Regions from separate parts of the Homo sapiens genome. Here region 1 is linked to region 2. Evidence: chromatin loops called from intact Hi-C (ENCODE). Cell type or tissue: CD14-positive monocyte. All regions are shown on one strand. Each heading gives the region's core, and the rest is flanking DNA. Links, peaks and the distances in the headings are about the cores only. Region 1 overlaps RBCK1 (RANBP2-type and C3HC4-type zinc finger containing 1). Region 2 overlaps CSNK2A1 (casein kinase 2 alpha 1).

Evidence for each region. A loop is a pair of places that touch in the nucleus more often than their neighbours do. Peaks named below come from ENCODE experiments on the same cell type or tissue, not always from the same donor. Only the 100,000 strongest peaks of a DNase experiment are listed, where the experiment ranks them.
Region 1: a loop joins it to region 2, with 1.8 times the contacts of the local background. A loop is called at or near these places in 23 of 110 quality-filtered maps.

What each region holds. Positions count from the first base shown.
Region 1 is chr20:427,528-435,527 of GRCh38, forward strand. It overlaps RBCK1 (RANBP2-type and C3HC4-type zinc finger containing 1), which reads left to right. Exons shown (of 12, transcript NM_031229.4): 10 at 964-1,062; 11 at 1,424-1,567; 12 at 2,823-4,612. The coding sequence ends at 2,903. It overlaps TBC1D20 (TBC1 domain family member 20), which reads right to left. Exons shown (of 8, transcript NM_144628.4): 8 at 7,953-8,000. Among named protein-coding and RNA genes, the nearest start is that of RBCK1, 23 kb to the left of the region's middle. RefSeq lists enhancers at 2,443-2,943, 2,944-3,444. In CD14-positive monocyte, for the core only: a CTCF peak has its summit at 4,050; a DNase peak (open chromatin) is centred at 4,084; H3K27ac peaks cover 496 bases.
Region 2 is chr20:473,853-483,816 of GRCh38, forward strand. It overlaps CSNK2A1 (casein kinase 2 alpha 1), which reads right to left. Exons shown (of 14, transcript NM_177559.3): 14 at 1-9,964. Among named protein-coding and RNA genes, the nearest start is that of TBC1D20, 16 kb to the left of the region's middle. RefSeq lists a silencer at 2,348-2,552. In CD14-positive monocyte, for the core only: CTCF peaks have their summits at 5,310 (motif pointing left) and 5,522; a DNase peak (open chromatin) is centred at 5,289; H3K27ac peaks cover 454 bases.

The sequences.
Region 1 (8,000 bases), core at 1-8,000, 48 kb before region 2:
GTCATCTTGCCTGGAGCTCACCACACTGCAGTGCGTGTTCTCCTGGGAAGGGAGCTGTGACACTGGCCTGCTGGTCATGACTTAGAGCTACATGTCAGTGGGAGAGTGTGGCTTGAGCCTGAACTGAGCCCTGGCCCCACAGACGGAGTCCCAGCCCCAGCCCCAGATGGAGCCTCAAACCTAGGCAGCCCTGGTTCACAATGGAGCCCCGACCCTGGGCCAGTCTGACCCCAGTCACAGACTGAATCCCAGTCCCACATTGAGCCCTGATCCCATCCAAGTCCATAGACTTGGCCTCTGACCAAACCTGACCCTGCACTTGTCACTTAAGGTGGTCCCATATTCAGCTCAGACCCTGAACCGAGCTCTGACCCTGGCTTCTGACTGAATCTGTGACAGACTAAGGCCTGACCCTGGCCCTATACCACGTCTCCACCCGTGTCCTCAACTGAGTGCTGACCCCAAACCTAGACAGCCCTACCTGATCCTTCCCCCAGGCCTGTCCCCGCCGCTTCATCTCAAAAGTTGAAGGTGAGGAGCCGGTAAACAGGTCTGGAGCCTGGTCTCAGACTCAGCCTGAGCAAGCTCAGTCTGGGGTCATTGGGCCTGTAACCCCGGGCAGGCCCTTGTTAGGGATGCAGGGTCTCACCCTAGGGGTATAAGGGATTTCTGTGCCCATCAGAACTTAAATAAGCTGGGTGTGGCAGCACATGTCAGTGGTCCCAGCTACTCAGGAGGCTGAGGTATATTTTGCTGTTAGCATATGTGATGACCTTGACTTCACCTCCCTGGCGCCAATATCCTCTTCTGTAAAATGGCTTATGCATTACAAAGTGAGGTCCTGCCAGTGACTACACCTAGAGGCATTAAGTGCCTTTGTGGACTCCTGCCCTGCACCTCACCTCTCCCAGCTTCTTAACCCCCTGAGGAACCTTCTTACCTTGAGTCCCTCACCCGCTACAGGCCATCCATGAGCAGATGAACTGCAAGGAGTATCAGGAGGACCTGGCCCTGCGGGCTCAGAACGATGTGGCTGCCCGGCAGACGACAGAGATGCTGAAGGTGAGGCTGGGACAGGGCCGAGGCCTAGGGATTTTAAGTTCTGGGATCCAGGTGGGGGCTGGGGGCTTCCCAGTAAGGGCTGTGCTCACACATCCCTGGAGGCTCTGACCTCCCTTCTGGCTGTCACTCCCATCCGGAGGTGGGACTTAGGCCGAATGGTCATGTCAGGAAGAGCGTCTGGGTGGAGGGTGGAGACCACAGGAATGAAGAGGGGGTTGCTGGATGGAGCCTGGCCTGGCAGAGCCACACAGGAGAGACTCCACAGCTCTAGAGGGTCACCACCTTCTCCCTGCCATGGGGAGGGGCCAGGCTGGGTGACTGCCCCAGCCCCGCCCCAGGGCCAGCACCTGCCCCACTCCAGGTGATGCTGCAGCAGGGCGAGGCCATGCGCTGCCCCCAGTGCCAGATCGTGGTACAGAAGAAGGACGGCTGCGACTGGATCCGCTGCACCGTCTGCCACACCGAGATCTGCTGGGTCACCAAGGGCCCACGCTGGGGCCCTGGGGTGAGTCTTTGCTCGTGGTGGTGTGGAGAGGGTGCCCTTGTGGGCTTTGCCTTAGAGGAGGGCTGGGAAAACTACAGCCCATGGGCCATATCCAACCCAGCACCTGAATTTGTACAGCTCCCGAGGTAAGAATTTTTTTTTTTTTTTTTGAAACGGAGTTTCACTCTTGTTGCCCAGGCTGGAGTGCAATAGCACAATCTCAGCTCACTGCAACCTCTGCCTTCCGGGTTCAAGCAATTCTCCTGCCTCAGCCTCCCAAGTAGCTGGGATTACAGGCATGCGCCACCACGCCCGGCTAGTTTTGTATTTTTAGGAGAGACGGGGTTTCTCCATGTTGGTCAGACTGGTCTCAAATTCCCGACCGCAGGTGATCCACCTGCCTCGGCCTCCCAAAGTGCTAGGATTACAGGCGTGAGCCACCGGGCCGCAAGAATGTTCTTTACATCTTTAAATGGTTGAAAAAATACCAGAAGATGACTATTTTGTGACGTGAAAATTACATGAAATCCACGTTTCAGTGTCCGTAGGTAAAGTGCTTTGGAGCACAGCCGTGTTCATTCATTCACATGTTGGCTGTGGTTGCTTTTACACTACAGAGGCAGAGGCCGTATGGCTGCCCGGCCCAAAATGACTGGCCCTTTGCAGAAAAGGTTTGCCCACTCCTGCCCTAGAGGACAGCAAGTAAAGGTTCGATCTGGAGTCAGAGGTGGATTGGCCCCTGGCTCTGGCACATACTGACTGTGTGATTAGGCTGCCTGCCACTCACCTCTGTCAGCCCCATTTCCTCTGTGAAATGGAGATGATAGCTGGGCTTATCTCAGGCTTGTTGTCAGAATCAAGTGGAAAAATTGCAAGAGAAGTGCTTAGAGAGCCTGTCACTTGGTGAGCACCCTTGCAGATGGTAGCTGTCGTTATTAGGGGTGTGCTCTGGAATTGGGGGCCTGTTGCTACGTTCAGGTAGACTTTCAGACAGGTGGAGGCAGAGGAAACTGCCCTCTCGCATGCTGACATGTCTAGAATATGCAGAGTGGTCAGATCCTCTCCCTGGCCTGTTCCCGGATCTAGGCGTGGGTAGACTGAGTGCTGTGGGAGCCCAGAAAAGGCCTCAGTGACTCTCCATCAGGTAGCTGAGGCTGACCAGGCCATTCTTGCAGGAGGACCTGCAGAGGCAAAGGCCCGGGGTGGGAGAGCGCTCGGCTGTGGGGGCAGTCTCTGCACTGCGCTGACATTCTCTTCTCTTCCTCCCATCCTCTAGGGCCCAGGAGACACCAGCGGGGGCTGCCGCTGCAGGGTAAATGGGATTCCTTGCCACCCAAGCTGTCAGAACTGCCACTGAGCTAAAGATGGTGGGGCCACATGCTGACCCAGCCCCACATCCACATTCTGTTAGAATGTAGCTCAGGGAGCTTCGTGGACGGCCTTGCTTGCTGTAGCGTTGTAGGGGCCCTGCCTGCACTGCGGTTGTCCACGGTCACATCTGCCCCAGTGCCTTTGTCCTTCCCTTGGGGCTTGCCGGCCAGACTTCTCTCCCCTGCGGCTCCCACCTCTGCCTGACCCCAGCCTTAAACATAGCCCCTGGCCAGAGGCCTTGCTGGGTGGAGCCTCTGTGTGACTCCATACTCCTCCCACCACAACACTCATCTGTCAAACACCAAGCACTCTCAGCCTCCCCGCCTTCAGCTGTCAGCTTTCTGGGGCTAACTTCTCTGCCTTTGTGGTTGGAGGCCTGAGGCCTCTTGGAACTCTTGCTAACCTGTTCAGAGCCAGGAAGGAGACTGCACAGTTTTGAAAGCACAGCCCGTCAGGTCCGGCTCTGCGTCTCCCTCTCTGCAGCCTGTGTAAGCTATTATAATTAAAATGGTTTTCCGGGAAGGGATGAGTGTGATGTCCTTGAGAGGAAATGAATGTCCTGGCCTGGGACTCTACACACAGGCAGGATCCTGAGGTCTCTGGGAACTGCATCAGAAAGTTGACTTGTCAGTCCATCTGTGGTAGAATGAGGCTGTGACTGAGCACTGGGACCTTTCTACCAGATGTGGACCCCATGCCCAGCCTCAGGGGCAAGGATGCTCTTGGGTCACCGTCAGCCAGGACAGGTGGAGTGTGCAGTGTGTCAAGTCTGCAGAGAAGGATGGGCTTAGGGGCGGGAGGGGAAGTCTTGCCACTCCTGCTCCCTTTTGACCTCTCAGCAGGCATCTAGGGTTGGCAGGTAGATAGTTCAAGAAGGAACGAAGCTGCTGCAGTTGAGGGGTGGGGTTGTCCATCCTATTTTCTCGTCTCAAGCAAGATGGCACAGTATCGATTCAGCAGTATTTACTAGAACCCACTCTGTGCTGGTCGGAGGTTACTAAGACAGGGTCCTGGGATGTTCATTCTCTAAGTCTTTCCTCCGCTCTGTGACCCACCCTCCTTCCCCTTTTGAGATCTGGTATTTGATGCCCAACACATTGTCCACGCTGTGACGTGACCATCATCATAGCAGGCAGAGGGCGCCTCTGCTGCTGAAGGCCTGTGATTTTGTGGGGAAGGGCCTGTTCTAGCAACTGGAAAGGCACTGCCACCTGCCGTTGGATGCCAGGACTCAAGAGCTGGCCCCAGTCACTGTGCGCAGAGCTGTCTGAGAATGTGTGAGTGGACTGGGTCCTTCGGCACTGCCTGCATTGGCTCAGGGCAGTCAACCGTCGCAGAGGATGAGGGGCACACTCAGGCAGCCTCCCCGGCCCTGGAGGCAGAAAGGCCCAGGCAGAACCACTGACTGGGAGGAAACAGAAAAAGCAGAGGAGAGCCAGGCTGCAGGCGTGTGGATGGGACCAGCTCAGGCAGACGCTGTCTCATACCCACTCTCCCCTCTCTTGCCAGGGCCTGGCCTGGTGTCTCTCAGGAGCCTGGGCATGAGACAAAAGCAGAGATTGTTCTCTTGTGGTACCACAGGCTGTAACCAGTCCACCCAGTGTTGTTTTAGAAATTTAAATCGGTTGCCCATCTTTTTAAATTGGCAACATCGTTTACCACATTAAAATCTAGATGCCCTGCTTCTCTTGAAAATGTCAAAGCTTGGTAATGCCAGGTCCTCACTTCTACCTGGGGGGAATGGAGTCACAGAGATGTCAAATCTCTTCATGGGGTGTACACCCTCCAGTTTGCCACAGTCCTCACCACCCCAGGACTCACGCCGAGGCCTTTCCAGTGCCCTTGCACCATCCTTTTTCTCGTAAGAGGAAGATGAAGTGGGGCTCTACGCGCGGCGTATCACAGGTGAGGGCGAGACCAGCAGAGAGGGCTGTGCTGGCTGTGGCTTTGCTCGGCCTGCCCCATCCATGCTGCAGTGGTGCGGAGGAGCAGGGAGCTGTGTAGGGCCAACCCCGGTTCCTGCCTCAGCTCCACCCGCCTTGCACCTGCAAGTGAAAGGTCTTAAGACGAGCAGGCCCAGGGCACCCTCTACTGCAGGGTCAGGTGGAGGTGCCTCCACCTCCCAAGGCTCACCCATGCCAGGGGCCCAGAACTTGAGAGGCCAGCACCAACTCTCCAGGGCCGAACGAAAACCAAACCCCAGGGCTTTGGACTCAAACCATCGAGAGGAAGCAGCAAGAGGTCCCAAAGGTACTTGAGTGACACAATGATCATCATTCTCTCCTCAGGGGCAGGACAGGGGCAGGGGAAGGTGAGTGGAAGCCCATTGCTCAGATAAAGAGCAGCTGCCACGGAGGGTAGCCCGTCGGCCTATGCCGGCGCTCACTGGTGTCTTCCTCTAGTGCTTGGGGCTGGCATGGAATCTGCTCAAATGCAGGCAGCTGAAGGTGAGCCCGCAGCCTGGTGATCCCAAGTGCCAACCATGAGGAAGTCTGGAGAAAAGACCAGGGAGCAGGGGCCCTCGTGAGGAGCAGGAATTGGCAGCAGGGGCCACCAGCAGAACACCAGAGGGGACAGTGGCAGGGGGAGGAAGATACAGCCAGGCTGGGTCTCAGCCCCAGCTGAGGGTCTCACCTCTTAGCTGGTGAAGGCTCCGGCCTGTTCCTGCTTTCGGTCACCACTTCATCCCTGGGTGATCGTGGGCCCGGTGCAGGGCTGGCTACAAGTGTTTGTTGATTGGTAACTGCTCATGAAAATGGCAACAGCACTAGCACAGCTTCACAAATAGAAACACATTTCACCAACACCCTTGCAGGAAGCCCTCCAGGAGGGCCAAGACCATCCCTGCTTTACTGTTATGGACGTGAGCCTCCGAGAGGCAGTGACTTAGATGCTCACCCAGCCAGGAAGGAAGGAACACACTCGACCCTCAGTCTAAGACCCCATCAGGCCACTAATAATTCTCCCTCCAAACCCAGCTCAGGTCAAGGCCTATCTTCACCCCCAAATCATCCCTAAGGCAGCCTCAACTCTCCACAGCACTACAGCCATCCTGCCCGGCCCCAGTGCTCCACAGACCCTAAACCCGAGCCCTCCCGGGCTTTGTTGGCCCCAAACCACCTACACTTGTTACGTGTTATTTTTACACTGGCGTTTCCCCTCAGCCTTGCATACTGTGTGGTGTTGTCTGACACCACTTTTCCAGCTCTCTGACACCAACTGGGGCTAGTGTCAGGTTCCACAGATTAAAGGGCTCAGTCCCACACTTCCGATGGAGTCACAGATGGGGTGCCCAGGCTACCCACACTTCCTGGGCTACCCACACTTCCTGGGCTACCCACACTTCCTGGCCAACTACACATTCAGGGGTTCCCATGACTCCACCCCCTCAGGTTCAATAATTTGCCTGAGTGACTCAGAACTGAAGATCACCCTGCCCTGACGCTTCCTGGTGTGGTGTCCTCAAGGATGCAGTGTGGGCAGGAACAGCCACGCTTGAGATGAACAGGGTTAGGGATGGGAGCGACTGGCAGCCACTGCAATCTCAAGTTTTGGGGTTTTTTTTGTTTTTTTTTTGAGACGGAGTTTTGCTCTGTTGCCCAGGCTGGAGTGCAGGGGTGCAGTCTTGGCTCACTGCAACCTCCGCCTCCCAAGTTCAAGTAATTCTCCTGCCTCAGCCTCCCGAGTAGCTGGGATTACAGGCACCCGCCATCATGCCCGGCTAATTTTTGTATTTTAGTAGAGACGGGGTTTCACCATGTTGGCCAGGCTGGTCTCGAACTCCTGACCTCAGGTGATCCACCTGCCTCGGCCTCCCAAAGTGCTGGAATTATAGGCGTGAGCCACCGCGCCCAGCCCTGAATCTCAAGTTTGTAAAGTGCTCCACCTCTGTCACTCCAACTCCCAGGAGTCACTGCTTGGGATTGAAAGTTTCCGCCCTCGAATCACCTGGTCTTTCTGGTGCAGGAGCAACCCCGAGGCAATCTAGGGGCCCTGCTCTAACGAATTCATTAGCATGAACTCAAATGGGCTGGAAAGGGGTTATGAATAACAAAAGACACTCACCACTCACGAAATTCCAAGGGTTGTAGGAGACCCGTGTTAGGAACCCAGGAGAAAGACCAAATATTTCTTAGTATCCCACACATACCCTTCCTTTAGTTCTCCAATTATCATAATTCTATTCATCCTTCACATTCCACCCTCACCTTCTATGAAAGTGCCCTGAATTTGCTGCAGGATAGATTGCTCCTGGAGTGCAGCTCTGGTGTGAGCTTTCAGAGGCAGCGCAGTGCCCTGGGCAGCCTGCGTAATCCACGACTGTCAGATCAAAGGGCAGTGTGACCCTGGCCCACAGTGGCAGGAGCTGAGTGCCACTGGCTTGGCCCCGGGAACCTGCGCATCTCCCCTCTGAGCCAAGGAAACAAACAACACAGACAACAGTGTCTCCCCGATGGCCCCATCCCCAGGGTGGAGGCCCTGCACCGGGCACTGCTCTGCGCGCGCGCTCCCCAGCAGCCAGCAGTGTCTGGAGGATACTGGAAAGCTTGGCAAGAGTAGGCTGAGCAGCTCCTCTGTGGACAGAAAGGGCATGTGGAGAAGCGGCACATCAAGCTCTGGTTAGGATCCAAAACCAAATGCCAGCTCCTAGGATCCCCAGACCAGGGTGTGAAACACACCAAGAGCACCCCAGACCCGCACCAGTTGTGTCGACTGTGACAGTACCCAGAGTGGAAAAAACATGAACTCAAACTGTGTTTTCCTCCACTGCTCTCTCAATACCAACAGACATCTGTGGCCAAATGTGTTGGGGATTTCTCCCCTGACACCAAGCAAGCAAGCAATTCTGCAGCCTACATCAGCTGGGTATCCTCCAATTCAATTCAGTGCTCACCCTACCTATAGTATCTGGAAATGGAATCCACAGGTTCAAGGCTCTGTCCCACAAGACCGCCGCCTCTGCCACAACATTGGACTGACCACCCTCTTTGGGTGGCATGATTTGCCAAGAGTGGCTCACAGAACTCAGGGAAACTTATGTTTACCAGTTTATTACAAACATTATTAGAAAAGGATACAAATA
Region 2 (9,964 bases), core at 1,433-9,432:
AGAAGACCTCTCCCTGTGTATCCACTTCTAAACCAGTCACAACTGCCCGAGTCTCACAGCAGCATGGTGGATATCCCGCTGTCCCTCAAACTGGGGCTCTGTCAACAAAGAGGAAGGGAGGAATGACTCCCTTGGGAGGAGACAACAACATTGCAAGTGATCTAGTCTTTGAAAGGCTTTTAAGCAAGGGACTGAGATAAAATTTATTTATTATTTTTAAGAGAGAGGTTCTCACTCTGTCAGCCAGGTCTCACTGAGAGCAATGTGATCATAGCTCACTGCAGCCTCCAACTCCTGGGCTCAACGTATCCTCCCACCCAGCCTCCCCAGTAGCTAGCACTATAGTCACACACCACCACACTAGTTAATGTTTTCATTTTTTGTAGAACAGAGGACTCGCTGTGTTACCCAGGCCTCAAGTGATCATCGGGCCTTGGCCTCCCAAAATGCTGGGGTTATAGATATGAGTCACTGTGCCTGGACTAGAATATTTATTTTTGAAAGATCTTTGGTTGCAGGTGTCAGATGAATCAGGAATTGAGACGAGATGGGAAGGCATCAAGACCAGTTATCTGCTATGATACTCCAAGCAAGAGAGGATGGTGGCTGGGATGAGGAATTTGGCAACGGGAATGGGAGGAAGTGGATGCATTCAAGATAAATATCCATTTATTAAAAGTAGTTGCTTTTTCACCAGAGTAATACATAAATATAGTTTTAAAAGTAAATACTGCTACTATCTTAACAATAATTTAAAAAATCTCAAAATAACATGCAACTGTTTGATTTTTCAGTTTTAGGCATTAGTTCCCCTTATAAATGATGAGAGTTTAGAGCTTAGACCGCTTGTCCTGTTACCAACACCACCACACATGCCAGCATTTCCCATCACTCCTCTTTCCATTGTCATCATACTGTAATCCTGGTTAGACCAGTATTCAGTGTTTCCATTATGACTACGTAAATTCTAATCACAGCTGAACCAGCAGTATGATATTTAGTTTTCCCTCCTTTCATAACTTTTCCCATTCCTGCTGAGTTAATACTTTTTTGGCTTGTCTTACTCTGCTCAGTTTTCATTTTGTAAACTTTTAAACATTTGAACTCTAGCAAATATACTGAGAAGTGCCCCAAACGTAAATGGAGAGTTTAACAAATAATTATAGAGCAAATACAACATTTAGGTACCACCCCAATAAACACAACACCGAGGACCCCCAGAAGCACCCTGTGTATAGTGGAATGTTGTGTTGTTTCTGGCCATGGAGTCTCAAAGACTGATTCTCAATTTTTGTTGCTTGAAAACAAGTAAACAAGTATTCTCAGCCGGGCACGGTGGCTCACGCCTATAATCTCAGCACTTTTGGAGGCCGAGGCAGGCAGATTACTTGATGTCAGGAGTTCCAGACCAGCCTGGCCAACATGGTGAAACCCTGTTGTTTTGTAAAAATACAAAAACTATCTGGGTGTGGTGGCATGTGCCTATAATCCCAACTACTTGGGAGGCTGAGGCAGGAGAATCGCTTGAACCTGGGAGGTGGAGGTTGCAGTGGGCTGAGATCATGCCACCGCACTCCAGCCTGGGTGACAGAGTTAAGACTCTGACTCAAAAAAAAAAAAAAAAAGTTGGTGTAATCCTTTCCACACACACATATATATATACATAGATGTTATATGTGGTTGCCTTCTGTTCCTACTGATATATATGAATAGTATGGCTGATTGCATTATTGGTTTGTTTCTTCATTCCCCTGTAATAAGACTAAACATACACACCCTTTGCCATATAACCTCATAAAGTTTTCCCAACACAGGCTCTATGCTTCCCTACTGCACTGATGTTGGGCTTGGCTATGTGATTTGCTTTCGCCAATGGGATGATGGTGCTTGTGACACAGCAGAGGCTTGAAATGTGCTTGTGTGATTCCATTTGGTCTCTTCTAAGTTTCTGTGATTCATGAGAAGAGCACGCCCTGAGTAGCTGCTGCAACTTCTGCCACATTGGGCAAACCTGAATCCAATTCACATGGAGGTGTCCAGCCCAGCCGACCCACAACCTGAAAAACAGCTGCTTGGGCTGAACTTGATCTAGATCAGCTGAACTACATACAGTTGCCTTAGAAATTTGTGAGACTAAGACTAGACAGAGAACAAAAGCAAAAGAAAGAAAAAATTTGTCTGCAATGACTGGCTAGGAACCTGGACAGATTCCTGGCAACATAGCTGTGCAAAAGCAGCCCCACAAGCAAAATTGAGCCAGGAGACAGGGTTCTGATCCCAGGCATGGGCCTTGGCAGCTGAAACTTGTTAGGCTGGGCCTCTCCCTCGCCAGTTCAGGCAGCCCCTCCTCTGAGGCCTCATGGACCATTCTCTCTTCTCCAAGACTTCAAGATTCCTTCCTAGTGAGTTTTTCTTTTTTACTTTTAGATGGAGTCTGGCTCTGTCACCCAGGCTGGAGTACACTGACGTGATCTCAGCTCACTGTAACCGCCACCTCCCAGGCTCAAGCAATTCTCCTGCCTCAGCCTCCCAAGTAGCTGGGACTGCAGGCACACGTCACCAAGCCCAGCTAATTTTTGTATTTTTTAGTAGAAACAGGGTGTCACCATGTTGTTCAGTCTGGTTTCAAACTCCTGACCTCAGGTGATCCACTCGCCTTGGTCTCCCAAAGTGTTGGATTACAGGCGTGAGCCACCATGCCCGGCACCTAGTGAGTTTTTCTGTTACTTTTTTTTTTGGAGGCGGGGTCTCCCTATGTTGCACAGGCTGGAGTGCAGTGGTGAAATCATGGCTCACTGCAGCCTCAACCTCCTGGGCTCAATTGATTCCTCCATCTCAGCCTCCCAAGTAGCTGGGACTACAGGCATGCACCACCATGCCCAGCTAATCTGTGTATTTTTTGTAGAGAGGGTTTCATCATGTTTCCCAGACCGGCCTTGAATTCCTGAGCTCAAGTGAGTCGCCCGCCTCCACCTCTCAAAGTGCTGAGATTACAGGTGTGAGCCACTGCACCCAGCCTGTTAAATCTTTTTTTCAATTAATAACAACTTCTTTTACAGACAGGGTCTCACTCTGTTGCTCAGTCTGGGGTGCAGTGGCACTATCATAGCTCACTGCAGCCTTGAACCCCTGGGCTCAAGTGATCCTCCTGCCTCAGCCTCCAGAGTAGCTAGCACTACAGGCATGTGCCACCACATCCAGCTAATTTTTAATTTTGGTAGAGACAGGGTCTCCCTATGTTGCCCAGGCTGGTCTCCAACTCGTGGCCTCAAGCAATCCTCCTGCCTCAGCCTCCCAAAGAGCTGAGATTACAGGCATGAGCCACCACGCCCAGCTTCTGTGACTTTAAAAAAATCTTTTTAGACAGGGTCTTGCTCTGTCACTTGGGCTTGAGTACTGTGGCACAATCACACCTCACTGCAGCCTTGACTTCTTGGGCTCAGGCAATTAATTCTCGTCCTTTGGCCTCCCCAGTAGCTAGGACACAGGCGCACACCACCACACTCAGCTAATCTATTTTTTGTAGAGGTGGGTTTTCGCCATGTTGTCCAGGCTGGTCTGGGACTCCCGGCTCCCAAAGTGTTCCAACCACAGGTGTGTGGGCCTTCCGTGGTATCTTAACCTCATCACCCAGAGGCAACAACAGCTAGTATTCTTCTAGTTTTTACCACCCCCACCACCTCAATCCTGCCCCTGTAGCCTTTCCAAGTGCCACAGCATTGTTTCAGTTTCTATCTTAGAAAGCCCGGGAGTCTGTGTCCTATCTCCCTGGGGGCATTCAAACCCTAGTCCATAGCCTGAGGCCCACCTATACCCAGACCCAGTGTCTTGGAAGCACTGACTTTAATACCCACTTAGGCTGGGCGCAGTGGCTCACGCCTGTAATCCCACCACTTTGGGAGGCTTGGGCGGGCGGATCACCTGAGGTCGGGAGTTCGAGACCAGCCTGACCAACATGGAGAAACCCCGTCTCTACTAAAAATACAAAATTAGCTGGGCGTGGTGGTGCATGTAATCCCATGCCTGTCTCAAAAACAAAACAAACAAACAAAACAAAACAAAACAAAAAAACCCCAGTTACATTCAGGATGAATTCTGCCTTCCTTTTTGCCACCTTGGGATTTCCATTTCTTTCTCTGAAATAGGCATTTGCATTTTTCCTAGGATTTTTTTTTTAAAACAGTTGGAATTATCCCATATACACAATTTTTTCACTTTTCTAATTAACATACATTTCCCCATGGGCTTGTGTCTCACCTCTCAATCCCCAGTGTATAGCAAAGACCAGGCTCAGGGGCACTTACAAATGTTTGTTGAAACCAAAGACATCCTATATTACAGAAATGAACTTTGGAAAGACCAGTCAGCGTGGGTGGGTGAGGAATGCCAGAGACGGGAGAACAAAATGAGGTATACCGTCAGGTTTGAAGGGTTGAGGGTTATGGAGGGTTCTTCATAGGAAGTTCACCATGGAGTTCTTGGAACTGTTCAACACACAGAAGCAAGGTCCTCTCCTTCTAGGTATGGCTAGAAATGTTTATCAATAGCTGAGACTCTGATTCCCAGGGTGGGATCAGGAAGCCAGCCCCAGCTGCTGCAGCATTTTTTTCCCTTTTTCTCATTACAGGAGCCAAGAAAACTGTCAAAGCAGATGATGCAAGAGTGAAGCTGACTCAGAAATACTCAATCCCCCCAGGAACTTCTCTAAGAAATGGACTGACCATCCTGTAAGCTTCCATCTGGAGGTACCTGGGGAAGGGCTTCTCACATTGAGGCCAATAAGAATCCCTAGTGGGCCAGGTGTGGTGGCTCATGCCTCTAATCTCAGCACTTTGGGAGGCCAAGGCGGGTAGACTGTTGAGCTCAGGAGTTCAAGACCAGCCTGGGCAACACGGCAAAACTTCATCTCTACCAAAAAAAAAAAAAAAAAAATTAGCCAAGCATGATGGCTCGTGCCTGTAGTCCCTGGAAGGCTGAGTTGGGAGGATCACCTGAGCCTGGGAGGTTGAGGCTGCAGTGAGCTGTGATGGCGCTACTGCACTCTAGCCTGGGTAACAGAGCAAGACCCGTATCAAAAAACAAAACAAACAAAAAACTTCTAGTGAGTAGAGCGACAGGGAGACAAATCCAGTTTGTAATTTGCTACAGTGCAAAATATCTGGCTTTCCATAGAGGGAGTGGGAACAAGGCAATGCTGGCCTTCATTCAATCAGAAACTTGACTTGTACCCGTTGAAAACCTGTCATGTTTAATGCTTGGATATTTTTTCTTCTAGTAAAGACACTTTACTGCCACCTGCTGGAAAAGAGTCAGAAATTTTCCAAATGCAAACATCTATGGCCTCCCTATAATGTAGCATCCTTTTACTGTACATAGTCTGCACAACTGTACAATTTAGAAGAGAAACCAACATTTGGTGTAACTCTACCATATACCAGGCATCTGTCATAGAATCTGAACAACCGCTCTATGAAATCAGTACTTATACCCCAATTTAACAGATAGGAAATATTGGGACCTCTGGGGAAGGGAGGAAGAAGAGGGTATCACCAAAAAAGGGCAAAAAGGGGGCTTGGTCTGTATTGGCAATGGAAATTCAACTTGGGTGGTAGGATTATGGATGTGTTACAGCTTTCTTTATAATTTGGTACATGCCTAAAATGTTTTACAATAACAATTTAAATCACCTGTGAAGAAAAGATTCAGAGAGGTTAACTGATCAAAAAAATCACACTGCCAGACAGAACTCTGTTAGAGGTAGACCACTTGCAGTAACATTACATTGCTTCTCTAATGGTTAAATTTAGCACAGAATCAAAGGAGAGCTATAAAGTCTAGGAAGTACTTATTTACATAGGATTGAGTCCAGAACATCTTGTGACACCATCTACATATGTTTTACTTGGAGAATAGTCTGAATTTCGTATTACACGTTGAGCATTTCTAATTTGAAAATACAAAATCCTCAAAAATCTGAAATTTTTTAAGCATCAACATGATGCCTAAAGTAAATGCTATTTGGAATATTTCAAATTTCAGATTAGGAATATTGAACTGGTATGTATTCCGCAAATATTCCAAAAATCCAAAAAAATTCAAAACACTTCTGGTCCCAACCATTTTGGATAGGGGATATTCAACCTATATTACACACAGGTAATACAGCAGGGGAAAAGCAGGGAGACTGCAGCATCTAAGTCTACTAAATTGGCCAGGATCATTCCTTAGTCTTCAGATACCTATTTATCAGGGTCTCATTAAATAAAGTTACTTGTCATGTTAGTTCAGTCTGGCCTGTGGCTTGTAATTATAGCTGCAAACTCAAGGGCAAAGTTCTTAGGATTTTGAGATGCTCTTTATGCAACAATACTTCCATTTACTTTGTGTGTGTGTGTGTGTGTGTGTGGGTGGGTGGGTGTGTGTGTGTAGGGAGAGAAAGGGGGCAATGGAGTGGAGAGTGGAACTACAATTTATTAAGCACCTATTATTACAAGCCAAGTAGGGTGTTAAATATTTTCCTCGTGCCATTCCATTCAATACTCTTCGATCCTGAGGGAAAACGAACCCACTTAAAAAAAAAAACAAAAGGTTTTAATGAGGATTGCATAAGACATGCAAGGTCACCAGGGAGTTTACATGCAAGTGGGGAGATACAAAATAATACAACAAAAGTTCAGGTGTTCTGAGGAAAAAGAAGGGCAAGGGTAAGTGATGACAGTGGGGGAAGTCGGATTCAGGATAAACCAATTTTAGACTCATTTTTTGAGGAAGGAACTGAGCATGACCTTACCACACAGCCTTTTTAGTTAAGTGTTTCTTTAACTAGGAAAAGGCCCTGGGAAGACAGGCTCTCTACTATGCAAACCCAATTCCAGTCTTGGGAGAGAATTTGCTGGTGGGACAAAATCAGGTTTTTCAAGAGATGCTTAAATGGTCAATTCTAATTATAACCATACTTGTCAAAAGGTGAAGCAAAGATGAAAGTTAAAAACTAAGAAGAAATTAAAATTCCCAAATCTGTCAACCAATCTCTAATTTTCTCTGCTACTTTAGGACTATAGTAATTAGCCATACCCTGAGGATCTACTTTACAAGATATATTCCTCTGACAGTCCCACTCTAACAATTTAATCTATCTTATGTAAGCTGGACAGGCATTTCAAGTACAAGAAACAGAATTCAAAACGTGAAAACGGAGCCATCTATCACACACGGTGTCGGTTGGAGAAGCATATTGCTCAGGCTGCAGGGACATTTCATTTATTTAAATGTTTTTATTAAAAAAAATTAAAGACCTTCATGGCACAACTTCTTCCCAGCACAGTTATGGTTTAGTCATACCAATTACAATACAATTACAACCAATAAAGCAAGGTGGGGAGGGCCTTCTGGCTTCAAACTTAAAAAAAAGCAGAGGAAGAGGGGAGGGACCACTTCAAACAAAGTTTAAAAATACTTTAAAAAATCTTTCAGAGTAATTGCCAACATAACCTTTCATGTTGGCCATTCCATTTCCTGCCATCTAAGCAATGCAGACACAGGTAGTGCTGAGAAATAGTGTCCCAATACAAGGTATACAGATGAGGTAATTTACAACAACACGTAAGTTGTTACTCTGTAAACCCTTGCCTCCCCCCCACCCCCCACCCAATTGGGTCTTTTTTTTTTTTCTCTCTCTCCATGCTTCTGCAGTGACTCTTAAGTAGCATTTTTAAAAACTTCTATTTATTTTAAAAGGCTCTTGGGTGGCACCTCAGAGTCCTCTGCATTCACCTTCGGTTTATTCCAAGGTCTGATGGGTGTAAGGAGGTCCAGCTGTCTGCAGCTCTCCGCATCAGCCTAAGCTACACCTCAATTTCCGAGCTACAAGGATAGGGTATGAAGTCTTGATTTACAACCCTCTCCCCACCTCAAAAGAAAGAACTCATTAGTTATAAGTGTCCTGTTCAAATCACAATCCAGTGCAAACATAATCACAAATTGCATCTCTGGCACATCTGGTGCTTTTAGCTTCTGCACAAATTCAACATGGTAACCCTCACAGCATTCTAGGGCATAAAAGGGTCAAGTACAATAAATATCCACTGTAAGTGGTCATAAGGAAGAAAATCACCCTGCCACACAGTCAGAATGTTTTCCCTTCAGCTCTCCCTACCGTTGAGAAGCGCTATAAAAGGAGGCTTTAGCGTCCTCTAAAGTTTACCATTATATTCACTAAAGCCACCACCTTGATAAAGTTACTAAAGCCAAGATGGGTTACAAAGTTAGATAAGTTCATTAAATTCAACTCCCCAAACAATTACGTTTATCTATGATGCCTAGGCGAGAAAGGCCTGTGAATCTATAAGGTAGGAGAATGGGGAACTAAGATTTTAGGCCTTAAAATATGTTGGAAGAATTTTTCCTAGTTCCCACAAGCAGCTACTGTAATGAAATAACAGGAGAAAATACAGAGCTGATGGTTTTGCTATTGTGCTTAAAAAACTAGGCTTCCTCAGTGAAGCACCTGATAAACTTAGGTGGTTGGATTACAGTGGAAAGTCCACTTTACACACACACACAAACACACAAAAACTGGCGACTTTTTCCATCCCCAATCCCTGCACTGCTGAGACACAAAATGAGTTTTATGGCAAAGGATCCTTAATCCCCAGAGACGCTTTGGCTTGTGGTGCTTTTTTTTTAAGGCCTCTCTGCTCTGCCCGGTACCATGGGTCGAACGAGGGGTGTATAAAATGGGGGCCTTGGGAAGCCTCCACGGTACAGGGCTGCAGGCCCCTCAGATGTGAACATGAGACACCCACCCAGCAAGACCTTTACACAGGGAACTTAAATCTAACCTTGATAAATAAAACCAAACGTTTATTTACACCAAAGAATTCCAACACTGGATCTTTCACATATGAAGGACAAAGTATTATATATATACACACAGCAAGGGGTGGCGGGGCTGTAACAAGAGAGTTTATAGTTTTCCCACAATTACAGGTCTACCATTTCAGCTTCAATGGAGATAGTGGCTCTGCTCCTACCTCTCAAGATACATTTACAAGACTGAGGAGCAGGTCTTCTCACTGGATGGCATGTGAGGGAAGGGGACGGTCGGAGGAAAAGAAGGTAGAAAGCTTAAAATGGAAGTCAGTGTGGCCACATCTCCCATTAGCTCTAGCATGAAACCTGTACAGACAATGTTTGTTTCTTTTGTAAAAAGCAGTAAGTTATGCCCAGTAACTAAATGAATTCAAAATGGCCAAGACAAAGAAAACTAAGAAAGATTTTGCCTTCCCTCTCCTACCAGCTATGGAGCACAGCATGTTGGGAGATGAACAGGGAAAAGACCAAGGTAAGGAGCCTGGGAGGGAAGGTATCAACATTTTAAACTGAACTAAAAATAAAAGTATAAATGAGTTGGATTTAGGGTTAGATCAGTAAGACATGATTCTTACTGAACAGAAGTTTTTAGTATCTGTCTGCATTTTGGGTAGATTTTCAACATCTTGATGTAACTAAGACACACTTCCACAAGAGCCACTAGGATAACCCCACTGAAGCGCTTATGGAGTAAAGTGATGTAAGCGACCAGCAAGCAGTCCACTGCTCCTATAGATTGGGTCCTCCCTTCCTTCTTTCCTTCCTTCCTTTCTTCCTGCCTCCCCTGAGAAGCTACATTTTTGTAATCTCTGGAGAAGAGCACGAGATACCAACCCCCTAAAGTGTGGGACGGTGGAGGAACAATGGTGGGAATGGGAAGAAGTCTCCACCTAAATGCAGCAGCCGGGATTGAGGCTGGTTTATCTTTGTTCTTTTGTGATGAGGAACTAAATTTGGGAGGGGAGAAAAAAAAATTTGTCCATGAAATATTCCACCTGCAGGTAATTTTTCAGGGAATCCCCTGAGTTATGAAAAGTTCGAGTTAAAAAAAAAAAGAAAAAAGAAAATCAGCCTATTATAATTTTTTTTTTAT